Linked DNA regions of Homo sapiens: region 2 is linked to region 1. Evidence: read pairs that join two places in POLR2A ChIA-PET (ENCODE). Cell type or tissue: GM12878. All regions are shown on one strand. Each heading gives the region's core, and the rest is flanking DNA. Links, peaks and the distances in the headings are about the cores only.

The links. ChIA-PET counts read pairs that join two places held together with the same protein. Peaks named below come from ENCODE experiments on the same cell type or tissue, not always from the same donor. Only the 100,000 strongest peaks of a DNase experiment are listed, where the experiment ranks them.
Region 2: POLR2A ChIA-PET joins it to region 1 with 7 read pairs; 4 of 35 experiments call an interaction of 5 or more read pairs at or near these places.

What each region holds. Positions count from the first base shown.
Region 1 is chr11:16,899,414-16,905,726 of GRCh38, reverse strand. The region is part of intron 3 of PLEKHA7 (pleckstrin homology domain containing A7); the gene reads left to right. Among named protein-coding and RNA genes, the nearest start is that of SNORD147, 23 kb to the left of the region's middle. In GM12878, for the core only: no CTCF peak of the experiment used is centred there; DNase peaks (open chromatin) are centred at 2,526 and 3,346; H3K27ac peaks cover 2,930 bases.
Region 2 is chr11:16,817,435-16,823,747 of GRCh38, reverse strand. The region is part of intron 10 of PLEKHA7 (pleckstrin homology domain containing A7); the gene reads left to right. Among named protein-coding and RNA genes, the nearest start is that of C11orf58, 82 kb to the right of the region's middle. In GM12878, for the core only: a CTCF peak has its summit at 3,292 (motif pointing left); a DNase peak (open chromatin) is centred at 3,227.

The DNA.
Region 1 (6,313 bases), core at 971-4,970:
CTTTGGGGAAGAATGCTTAAGGGAATGAAATACAGAGACAGTTGAAAAACAAACTGATCTCCCTCTCCAGTCATTTCTGAGGCCTTCTTACCCAGCTTTTCACCTTCTAGCAATACCATGGCACTGTGTGTGGCTGAGGTTCTGTGGCTCCACCCCAGAGGGCCTCATTTTGCTCTTCCCTGGGGCTCTGCTGCAAAGAAGTCAGCTTGGAGAGGGGCTGTGGGCTCAGCTTGCTTAAAGAGAAATTGCCTGATATACAGTTTGGGTTATCATGACCTTGAGGAAAGTATAGAATTAAAAAAAAATTCTTTTATACTATGAAGGTCATATAACTGCATTACATAAAAAAATGGGATAATAGACAAAGGGGAAAAACAGCCATATTCACTTCACCTTAATGTATCTTCTGGATTTTATAGAAGAGTGGGGAAATAACATTTATTTTATTTTAATTAATTTATTTTTAAAATTTGAGACAGGATCTTCCTGCTCTGACACCCAGGTTGGAGTGCAGTGGCATGACCATGGCTTACTGCACCCTCGATTTCCCAGGCTCCAGATATCCTCCCACCTCAGCCTCCCAAGTAGCTGGGACCATGGGTGTGTGCCACCACACCCAGCTAATTTTTGTATTTTTGGTACAGATGGGGTTTTGCCATGTTGCCCAGGCTAGTCTCAAACTCCTGAGCTCAAGTAATCTGCCACTTTGGCCTTCCAAAGTGCTGAGATTACAGGCGTGAGTCACTGTGTCCAGCCCTGTCTTTTATTTATTTTAAATAGGTGTACATGATATGGCATGGATTTGACAGGGTACAAAGTAGTGAGAAGTCTTTTTACATAACATGCTTTTAGTCATATATATGATTTTGACTTTTTCAGTTAACATTGCGTTATCTTTTTATGTCTAAACATTTCTTATTCTTCCCCATTTTGAAGTTTTAAAATTTGAAAGCAATATATGCAAAGTATATTTATGAATTTTTATTCTTAAATAATGGATAGCAAAATACCAAATTAGTAACAGTGGTGGCATATTACAGTTAATTTTTATTATGTATGCTTTTATTTTCTAAATTTTCCACAAATAAGCAGTAATATTCAGAGAAATATGCAGAAGAGATATGCATAATCTTAGAATTAACATTTTGGCTTATTTTTATCCAATATTCATTCCTTGCATTTTGTAAAGATAATTGAGATTATATTTTATATATGATGTGGTTGCTGCTTGGTTTTCATTTAACACAAAGATCTGTTAAGCTTAGATTCTTTATAAACTTTATGTTTAATGGCTGTACAATGTTTCATCAAGTATAAACACCTTATTTTGCTCAACCATTACTTCATAGTTTCCAGTTTTTGACTGTAAAAATAATGCTGTGATGGACAACTTCAGAAATAGTCTTTGGAAGTACTGACCCTGAAAAAAATCTGTTTGGAGCTTAGAGGAGCTATATTCCCAATGGATGGGTACAGAGCAGGCACTCAGATGTTGCTTGTGCATGGAGAATGAGGTGACATGTGTGAAGGAATGTTCTGTAAATGATTTCAATAAATGATAGCACGTAAGAATAACAAATGTTTTAAGCCAATGAAGGCCTGTCAAGAGGGAGCCCAAAATGGACTGCAAAATCGAAACCTGTCATACTCTGATAGCTTGAAGGTTTTTGAGAGGGTTCTACAATTTTGGCTGTGAAAGATCTGAGGGAAAGATAGTGATTTGCAGAATTGTACAGCAGGAATGTAGAGCAGGCTGTATCTTTGTACCATGTTGAAGAATGAAGTTGCAGCGATCCTTTTCCAGTCTCTGAAGGAAGAGAACATGGCAAGAAGGACAAAAACTGAAAGGCCTGTTTGCTGTCTGACTGTGTGCTGCCCCAGGTGGCTGCTGAAACTAAATCAATTTGTGGAAGGCATGGAAGAGTTTTCTTAGTTTGATTATGTCTTTTGGAATTGAATGGGCAAATAGAATTTCTTTGAAAGATGTCTCTATTTCTGCCTGGAGGACTCTGTAATTTGGACGTTGTGAGAAGAGCCTATCTTTATTTTGAATTTGGAACCATTGACTCCCCTTTCTTTATGCTGTGAGTTATTTATATGCCAAGAAGCACAGTGGAGGCCTTTTCACCTTCTCATGACTTTAAGAAATACAGGAAAACAGCATTCTCTACAATCCATAATCCCTGAGTGTTGGCAACAAAAAAATGAAAGATATTCTAATGTAGGCGTCTGTGCAATGGTGATGGGTTATGGATGGTCAATGAGAACCTTGGCTGCCAGTCCTGGGAACTGATCTCAGCCTTCCCTGGGACCCTCTGGATGAGGGGATCCTCATTCACCTAACTGAGCAAACATCCCAAACATGCTCTGTTTGCCCATTTATTCATTCCATTCATTAATGTACTCATTGATTCCATTTGGTTCACTTCAGCTACTGATCACCTAATGTTATATGCCAGGCCGTGTGCATGGCTGTAATTATAGAGCTGTGACTAAGACCTTCCTTCCTTCCTGTTCAGTCAGGGTTCAGTAGCAGTAGTGAGAAGTTATTCTCGCTTTTCTAAACAGAAATGGATTTAATACAGTGAACTAGGTGTTTACATCATGATTGGAAGGGTGCAGGAGTAGGCTCTAGGCTGACCTTTGGCAATGATAACTAAAACAAGACTGTGAAAATGGCCCATAAGTAATTGTTTTCATTTTCCTTTTAATTCAACTCTTTTGAGCTCCCCTTGCCCTTTGCTCCCAACTTCTCTGTCCCAGATCTTAGGCTCTCTCCTTATGGGAAGAGCTGTTTCAAAGCATTTATGGATTGTAAAGTGTGAATAAGGGTGTTGTTAATAATAACTGTCACTTGCTGACTGTTTATTGTGTGCCCAGCTGTCTGCTAAGTCCTTTACCTGTGTTATTTCAATCCTCACATCTGTTGGGTAGTTAATATTATCTCTACATTGCAGAGAAGGAACCTGAAGCTAATAAAAGTTAAATGACTTGCCTAGGATAATTCAGCTAATAAGTAACATTTGAATTCAGGGAGTGTCTCTGTCCAGAGGTACTTGCAGTTTAAAAGACAAGCTGGGCCAAAGAAGATACACAAATGACCAATAAGCAAATGAAAAGATGCTCAGCATCATTAGCCATCAAGGAAATGCAAAACAAAACCGTAATGAAATACTACTTTACACACCCTAGGATGTTTATATTAAAAAGGACAGATACTTTAGAAGTGCTGGTGAGGGCGTAGAGAAGTGGGAACACTGATGCACTGCTGGTAGAAGTGTAAAATGGTGGAGCCACCTTGGAAGCCAGCTGCACGTTCTCAAAAGGTTAAACGTAAAGTTACCATATGAGTCATGAATTCCATTCCTAGGTATATACCCAAGAGAAGTGAAACCATGTCCACCTACACAAAAACTTGTACGCAATTCATAGCTACATGATTCATAATATCCTCAAAGTGAAAACCCAAAGTCCGTCAACTGATGGGTGGATAAATAAAATGTGGTGTGTCTATATAATGGAATATTATCTGGCCATAGGAAGGAATGAAGTACTGGTACATGCTACAACAAGAACGCAACAATGAACCTTGTAAACATTATGCTAAATGAAAGATGCCAGTCACAAAAGATGACCTAGTGTCTAAGCCTATTTATATGGAATGTCCAGAATAGGGAAATCCAGAGAGATAGAAAGTGGATTTATGGCTGCCTAGGGCTGGAGCTGGGGTGATCGCTAGAGAGTATGGGACTTCCATTTAGGGCAATGAAATGTTTTAAATTTGATTGGGGTGATGATCGTATAACTCTCAGTATACTAAAAGCCATTGCATTGTATACTTTATTTTTATTATATTTTGAGACAAGGTCTGGCTCTTCTGCCTAGGCCGGAGTGCACTGTGTGATTTCCACTCACTGCAACCTCCACCTCCTGGGTCAAACCATCCTCCCACCTCAGCCTCTTGAGTAGCTGAGACTATAGGCGTGCACCACCATACCCAGCTAATTTTTTTGTATTTTTTGTAGAGATGGGGTTTTGCTATGTTGTCCAGGCTGGGCTTGAACTCATGAGCTCAAGCTATCTTCCGGCCTTGGCCTCCCAAAATGCTGGGATTACAGGCGTGAGCCACCATGCCCAGCTACACTGTACACTTTAAGTGAATTGTTTGACATGTGAATTCTATCTCAATAAAGCTGTTCCTTCCCACCCCCGAAAAAAGAGAAAAGACATATTGGGAAGGATAATGCTTACCTAAATAAATGAGTTGCTAGTGGTGGAATTTAGAGGAGAAAGGATAAACCCCCATGCAGTTTTCTCAAACTTTTGGCTTATATTAGTTTGTCTTCACTATAGTAAAGTGAAAAAATGGATTTAATTTAGCACAAAATTAAATATTGAGCTCTCAGCCTATTGTCTGGCTGGTGAGCCTAGAGCTGATTTATTTTTTCTTCAGCTCTCTGCTTTCCTAGACAGCTTTTTTCCATTTTTCTCTAAGGAGTATATATTATTTTTTATAAGTAGGGAACCAAAAATGTTTCATAAAATATGTATCCCATTGGGTCATACAAAAAGAACATCATGGCTGGGTGCAGTGGCTCATGCCTGTAATCCCAGCACTTCGGGAGGTCGAGGCAGGCGGATCACCTGAGGTCAGGAGTTCGAGACCAGCCTGGCCAACATGGGGTGAAACCCTGTCTCTACTAAAAATAAAAAAATTAGCTGGCTGTGGTGGCGGGCGCCTATAATCCCAGCTACTAGGGAGGCTGAGCAGGAGAATCATTTGAACCTGGGAGGTGGAGGTTACAATGAGCTGAGATCGCGCCACTGCACTCCAGCCTGGGTGACAGTGAGACTCTGTCTCAAAAAAAAAAAAAAATAAAAAATCATGACTTCCACATGTTATGCCACTTGAGGTAGTTAGAGATTTTCTGTCCTAGAAAAAAGATTTTTTGGGGGAAAAAAGTGAGAGATCTCATGAGTGTTTGTCCATGAACTGAACTGATGTTGGAATTGAGCCATTCCTCAAAGCCTCCTCCCTTTCATCCTCTCATTTCTTTCTTGCCCTTTGAGTTTGTTCAAGGACCACCCAGTTGTTAATGATCACAATGTTGTATACAATTTTGTGTACAATTTTATTTAAAGGGAAAAGATCTGGAAGGCAGTGATGAGTGCTTATGTCAAGTTGAATAAATGCAAAAGGAAGAAATATAATGGGGTGTCTATGCTGTAGGTCATTTGTTCCATTTTATTGTCCAAGTATAATTGCTTATGCCAGAATTTCATAGTCTACTTGTAACCTAGTAAAACACCTCATGAAAGTTACAAGGCATTAACAGAATGAAAATTCACTCTAGTGTCTTCCTTTCCACCTGAGCTAAGGACAGACTGAACCATGCATATATTTTTTTAAACAAGATTTATGGATCAGTGAAGTGAAATTTATTGAGTTCCAACTGTATGTTTGAGAGCAGAATTTGCTGCCATGCAATCAGAGTAAAGCTGAGGATTTACAGCCTGTGAGAGCCTTAAATGTGTAGAGTTATTTTCCCATTACACATTAGGTTAGCAACTTGGAGTGTGACCTGGATTTCTCTGGCTGGACAGTGACATGCTCTGGGGCTTAAAGGCCTTCCCATTAACTATGTGCATTTGTGTTTGTCTGCAAGTAAGGTTTAGGCACCCTCCCAGCTAAAGGGGAGAGAGATGAGGAGCAGCACCACCAAGTGCCTGCCCCCCACACCTTATCCAGGTGAGCTCACTGACACTTCCCTGCCTACCCCTAGCACCTGGGCTCCCTGCTGACACCTGGGACCAGTAAGAGCAGGCCAAGAACAGCTCACAAGTATGGTATAAAGCTCAAAGAGCAAAGTTCAGTTCATGCCCTTACCACTTATAAGGGATCTTTGCCTTTCAGCAAATCACTTATCCTTCTAAAGGTTTTCCTGCCCTATAATGGAAATAATGCTATCTACTATACTTGCTTGTGATGAATATTAAATGAAAATCATATGGGAAGTACATAGCACAGTGCCTGAGACATAGCGGGCCTTCAGTAAAGATCATTACCTCTTTCCCAGTCTGCTTTTCTTGTTTGCTTTCCCTTTCCCAGGCCTCATTCCTACACTGAGTTGGCAGAGAAAATTACCCAGTTTTCTCCACTCATAATTAGAAGTCACCTGTTAGTATTTTTATTAACATATTTTCTCCTTTATGCAAAAGTTTTGTTTTGAGATGGAGTTTCGCTCTTTTTGCCCAGCGCTGGAGTGCAATGGCGTGATCTCAGCTCACCACAACCTCCGCCTCCCAGGTTCAA
Region 2 (6,313 bases), core at 1,281-5,280, 82 kb after region 1:
GGAACAAGTTGGGGGAAATCAGGATTTCCATTTTGGACATGTAAGTAGGGAGTTGGAGTTCTGGACATGGGTGGAGTTGGAGTTAGCATTCAGATTTGGCTTGGTTAATAGGTAGATATGGTGCTGTGCAGCAGATACAAGCATAGGTAAGAGACATGAGCTTGGCGAGGAAAGTGGTACTTTGGGAATATCCAGGTAGAGATGATCAGGAGGCTATAGGGAATGTGGGTACAGTCTGTAGAGGAATTCTAGAGTCATTGCCTTAGAGATGGTAACTAATACCCTGGCAGTAGTTGAGATTACCCAGGGTGGAATGCTTACAGCCATGTTCCTTAATCCTGTCTGCATGATTTGATCATTTGAGGCCCAACGCCAGAGATTTTGATGTAGTTGATCTGGGGTGAGGTCAAGGTATCAGTATGTTTTAAAAGCTCCTTAGGTTGACCAGGTATGGGGGTTGATACCTATAATCCCAGCACTTTGGGAGGCCGAGGTGGTAGGATCGCTTGAGTCCAGAAGTTTGAAACCAACCTGGGCAACATAGCAAGACACCATCTCTACCAAAAAAATTTTTTTGTTTTTTAAATTATCTGGATGTGGTGGCATGCACCTGTGGTCCCAGCTACTTGGGAGGCTAAGGCGGGATAATCACTTGAGCCCATGAGTTCAAGGCTGCAATGAGTTATGATTGTACCACTGCACTCCAGCCTGGATGATAGAGCAAAAACCTGTCTCCAAAAAATAAATAAATAAATAAATAAATAATACATACATACAACTCCCTAGGTGATTCCAGTGCATGTCCACAGTCAAGAAACTGTTGCTAGGCTGCACATTGGAATCACCTGGAGAGTTTTAACATTTGGTGAGGCCTTGGTCCCCTGCGCAGAAATCTGACTCCATTGGTCTGGGTTGCAGCCTGGACATAAGGGTTTTAGGAAGCACATTTTCCCCTATCCCTCTTCCCCCAGTGATCTAATGTGCAGCCAGGACTAAGAATCCTCAACTGAGAGAGCACAGTTGCAGAGGGCCAACAACAGAACACTGAGGACCCCTAGCCTAAGGGTCAGGCAAAAGCTAAGTCACCTGAAGGAGATGAAGAGAAGATGGGGGAGGAAAACTGGAGGTTTTGTTGGGGAGAGTTTCAACTGGAAGGAGTCCAGTCAGCAGTGCACGGTGCTGCAGGTAAGGACTTCCACCTGGGCGTGGTGCCTTCTTTCCTTTTTTTTTTTTTTTTTTTTTTTTCCCCTACCAAAAGCAGACACTTGAGATGTGGTACCTTTCAAGGAGGCTGGGCACCCCTGAAGGAAAGTCCAGAACCTCACGGGTCTTTTGCTCAGTAACAGAAACCCTTTTTCCACTGAGCTGCTTGATGGGCTTAGATGGGCAAACCTGAATTACCATGCTTAACAGAGCTACAGGGTCAAAGTTAGCTCAGGACGCAGAGTAAAAGGAGGGGTTGAAATCAGTAAGACGGCATGGCCAGTGAGAAACTCTTTGTGGCAGGGGCACAGAAAAAACTTTCAAAAGCTGGGTGACTGATATGCAGTGATAAGTTGTCAGTTATGAAATGTCTCCGCATAACTGCTCCAGCAGCCTGTAAACCATGTTATTCTGCTACACACAACGGCCTGAATTTGAGAGTTGGGAGTGGGGTGTGCACCAGAGACCTAAAGGATGAGAAGTTAACAGGGAAATGAGAGGTGGGTGGGGAGGGCATAGGACTTTCCCTGGGATGCAAGATGGGGATTTGAGCCATTCTTATCTAAGGGGAAGGGAGACATCAGGTCTGTAGAGGAGAACAGCTCATTGGCTTTAGAGGTCACTGAGCACACAGTGAGAGGAATTTCATTCCAGTAGGGCAAGCAGATCTCAATGGGCTAGAAAGTGAATAAAAGTGAAGAATTGAAGGCAGAAGACAGAACAGAAAATGCTGTCAATCTTTAAGTGAGCAAAGTGTCTCAGTCTCTGATTATCCTCTTGTATTTTAAAAGGTCTGCCTCTTATAGTCCCAGATTTTTTTTTTCTTAAAGATATATTTGTAGTCTCTTACAGTTAGTCATAAATAGATCTAGGTGCTGAATAAAGGAACTCCTCCATTTTCCATTTGAAAATATATGAGATAGATATCTCTGCTTTGCATATCATCAAGACTGCTAATCTCATTAGACTGAGCACATTAAGACATTGGGAGGAAGGTTATTTGAACTGCAATATGATCCTGTATTTTTGGCTTTAAACCAACAGGGAAGTATTTCTAATTGGAGATACAAATTTCACATTAAACTTTTTTAGGATATGGTTTGTGGGAGACAGACTGACACACTCTTAGAATCTCACTGTATTTTAAGAGCTTGTTTTGAAATTTTAGGCTTTCATTTTCCCACCCTGACCTCCCAGTGTTTAAAGTAATGCATACTTGTAAAATAGAAATGTTGGGGTGAGGGATAGAGTTAGGATCAGGAGACTCAAACACTACAATAAGGAACAGAGTAGAAAATGGAAGTCCTGTGTGATTGATCTGGAAGTTAGGGTGAGGAACATCTGCTGAGTAAAGTATAATAATTTGTTGCAAAAAATGATATTGCATCTCCACATGACCATTTCTGTAATGGCTGTATCAGAATATCCTGTTTAGTGCCTGTTCAGTGACAGGGAGTCCCTGTGGCCACAGAGCATGGTATAAGGAGACCTTGAGCCCAGTTTTTGGGTAAGACCGGAGGTTAGGGGGCCAGCAAATGGATCTGCTGTTAGGGGCAAAGCTGCTCTGGAAGCACCCACTTGCTCGCATGGGGTCTATACCTCAACCACAGTACCACCTCCTCCTGTGTCCCTCCTCCATAGTTACCTTGTTTTGACCCCTAGAGCCAGGGCTCACCATTGCACTGGTACCTTGGGGTCATTCCAGAATGGCAGACTATGTGTAAATGGAGGGTACAGGTTAGAGGATGAGCTTAGGGATTTGAGGTGCAGCTAGTGGGGCAGTGGGGAGGTGAGGGTGGACTCTGACCTTCCAGGCACTGTAGGCAGGCAAGGGGAGTGAGCTGCAGAGCCAGGCAGGAAGGGCGTATGGGTGGGAGCACAGCTCTGAAATGCTTTGCATAGTTTGCATTTTGCTTCTGGCAGAATGAACAATGGTTAGTCAAGTCCTGAACTCCCCAGGGGAAGCCTCCAGCCTGGTTTCTGCCACCGCTACCACCTCTGTTTTGAGGATTCAGGCACTGCCCCGTCTCAGAGGCACATTTGTGTCTAACTTTGGGAGATCGATAGCAAACCCTGCCACCTAGTGGCAGGCCGACTCACTTGGCAGGCACGACAAGTAGGTTGAAGAGATCTTAAAATTATCTACTGTAATGGCAAAGATAGCTTTATTTGAATGACAACTATTTCAAATCCTCACAGCAATTTTCTAAGTGGTTCTTACTATCCCCATTTTGTAATAAGGAAGGTGAGACTTAGAGGGCCTGGATGATACTTGCCTGAGGTCATATAGCTAAAGTGATTAAATGAGTTGAGTTTTAAAACAATTAGAACAGTTTCTCAAACCTTACAGAGCACTAGAATCTCCTGGAGGGCTTGTTAAGACACTGATGCCTGGGCACCATCCCCAGAGTTTCTGATTAGGTAGGTCTGAGGTGGGGCTGATAACCAGCATTTTAAAAATATATCTTATTTTTAATTGACAATAATTATATGTATGGGGTAGATGTGATGTTTTAATATATGTATACATTATGAAATGATTACATCAAACCAATTGACATTCATCACCTTACCTGCTTATCCTTTTTGGTGGTAAGAACATTTAATATCTACTTTTAGTAATTTTGAAATATACATTATTATTAACCATTGTCACCATGCTGTGCAGTAGGTCACCAGAACTTATTCCTCCTAACTGAAACTTTGCATCCTTTGACCAACAGCTCTTCTTCCATCTCTCCTCTCCCTCCCAAAACCTCTGGTAACTACCTCTCTACTCTGTTCTTCTATGAGTTTGACCTTTTTAGATCCCACATATAAGTGAGGTCATACACGGTATTTGTCTTTCCATGCCTGGCTTATTTCATTAATGTGCATTTCTAACAAGTCCCCAGGTGGTGCTGATGCTGGTGGCACACAGGCCACACTTTGAGTAGTGTTGGCTTGGAACAATGTCTGGCACAATATCAGCACCAAATAAATGTTAGATAAAATTGATAGGTGAAGGCAGAGTCAGAATTGACCTCAAGCCTGTCTGACTCTAAAACTTGTTCTCTTTTTACAACATCATGCTGCCTCTCAGGCTTAGTAAAATTCCATACTTTGTCCCTTGCTTAATTTTTTTTCCTTCTCAGAAAATAAGTTGGAGGCTGGGTGCGGTGGCTCATGCCTGTAATCCCAGCACTTTGGTAGGCTGAGGGGGGCAGATCACTTGAGGCCAGGAGTTCAAGACCAGCCTGGCCAACATGGTGAAACCCCGTCTCTACTAAAAATACAAAAATTAGCCAGGCGTGGTGGTGCACACCTATAGTCCCAGCTACTCAGGAGGCTGAGGCAGGAGAATCCCTTGAACTCGGGAGGCGGAGGTTGCAGTGAGCCAAGATTGCACCGCTGCACTCCAGCCTGGGCAAAACAGCGAGACTCCAGAAGAAAATAAGATGGCGGCCAGGCATGGTGGCTCACTCCTGTAATCCCAACACTTTGGGAGGCCGAGGCGGTCAGATCACAAGGTCAGGAGATCGAGACCATCCTGGCTAACACAGTGAAACCCTGTCTCTACTAAAAATACAAAAAATTAGCCGGGTGTGGTGGCACACGCCTGTAGTCCCAGCTACTCAGGAGGCTGAGGCAGGAGAATCACTTGAACCCAGGAGGCGAAGGTTGCAGTGAGCAGAGATTGCACCACTGCACTCCAGCCTGGGCAAAAGAGCAAGACTCTGTCTCAAAAAAGAAAAAAAAGAGAGAAAAAAAAAAGAAAGAAAATAAGATGGCTAGTTGGTGTTAGTTTTTGAAGTCATATCCAGTTTTGTGTGCTGGAGTGTTTATTGAAGGGCTAATTACGCACAGGACTTTCTTAGACTGTGGACAATACCACGGTGTGAAACACAGTTCCTGTCTTTCAAGAATTTTTCACCTTGGCCTGGGAAAACATGTCTTGGAAGTATGAAAAGATCACATCAATATAGGACCTTGGAAAAGTTACAGGCAGTGTGATGACGAGGTCAAACAGAGTTGGATCACTGAGGGCTGTGGCACTACAGAAGGTCCACGTGGGGGAAGGCATGAGCCAGCATCCTAGAGAATGAGTAAGACTTGGGTAAATAGAGCAAGGGGAGACCATCCAGGCAGGGGGAGGGAAGAACAGTGTTATAAGAGTAAGAAGGGCAGGAAGGGTACACACGTTAGTGAAGGACCTTCTGTGTATCAGATGTGGGGGTTGCATTTCCTAACCTGTCTCATTGATTCCTCAGAAGAGCCTTATGAGGCAGGTAATACTATCCTCCTGTTACAAGTAAGGAAACGGAAGGTCAGAGCAGTCAGGTGAGCTGCCTAGGGTCACAAAGCCAGCAAGTGTCAAGCTTGGCTTCAAACCCAGGTTAGACTCCTTTTTCCTTTTTCCGTTGCAAGATGTTGCTAAGGTGTGGAGGAGGCTGGGACGGGACTAGGGTGAGGCTGTCAGGCACCAGCAGGTGTAGGGGTGACCCTGAGATGGAGTACTTCCTTCAGTTTTGGGCCCTAGGCATTTGGCGTGGCCCGTAGGAAGAGCAGTGAGAAAACAGCAGGCCTGCAAGGTGGGTGTTGAGGTCAGCTGCTAGCGAGCTGTGAGTACCAGGCTGAGGAGTTTAGACTTTATTTCAGAAGGGACAAGGAGCCATGGAAGTTTTTGCAGCAAGGAACTGATATGATCAGAGCACTTGACTGTGGACAAAGTGGAAACCCATTAGGAGCATCTCAGAGTTGTCTGGAGGGAGATAATTAATCAGTATCTGGACTAGAAGAGTCCAGAAAAAAGAGAACTGATGCCAACCACTTCCTTTATGAACCTCTGGAACTTGGTGCTAAGGATACCAGGCAGAGAGAAAATCTTGGTAACTTGGAGAATTGTGAGGCCTTTCCTATAAATATGCATAGCCATTGAAAGAGCTGACTGCTGGCAGCGGAGAGAGAAGGAAAAGCCAGGTTTAATCACATTGCACTCCAAGTGATGGGCATGGGGTAGCCAAGTTGTCCTGGCAGAGGAAGTTGACAGAGAAAAATGGTTTTGGAGTCGTCTGCCAAAAGGGGAAGTGACTGAAGTCCTGGATGTCGGCCTTGATCATTCTTTTGAGGT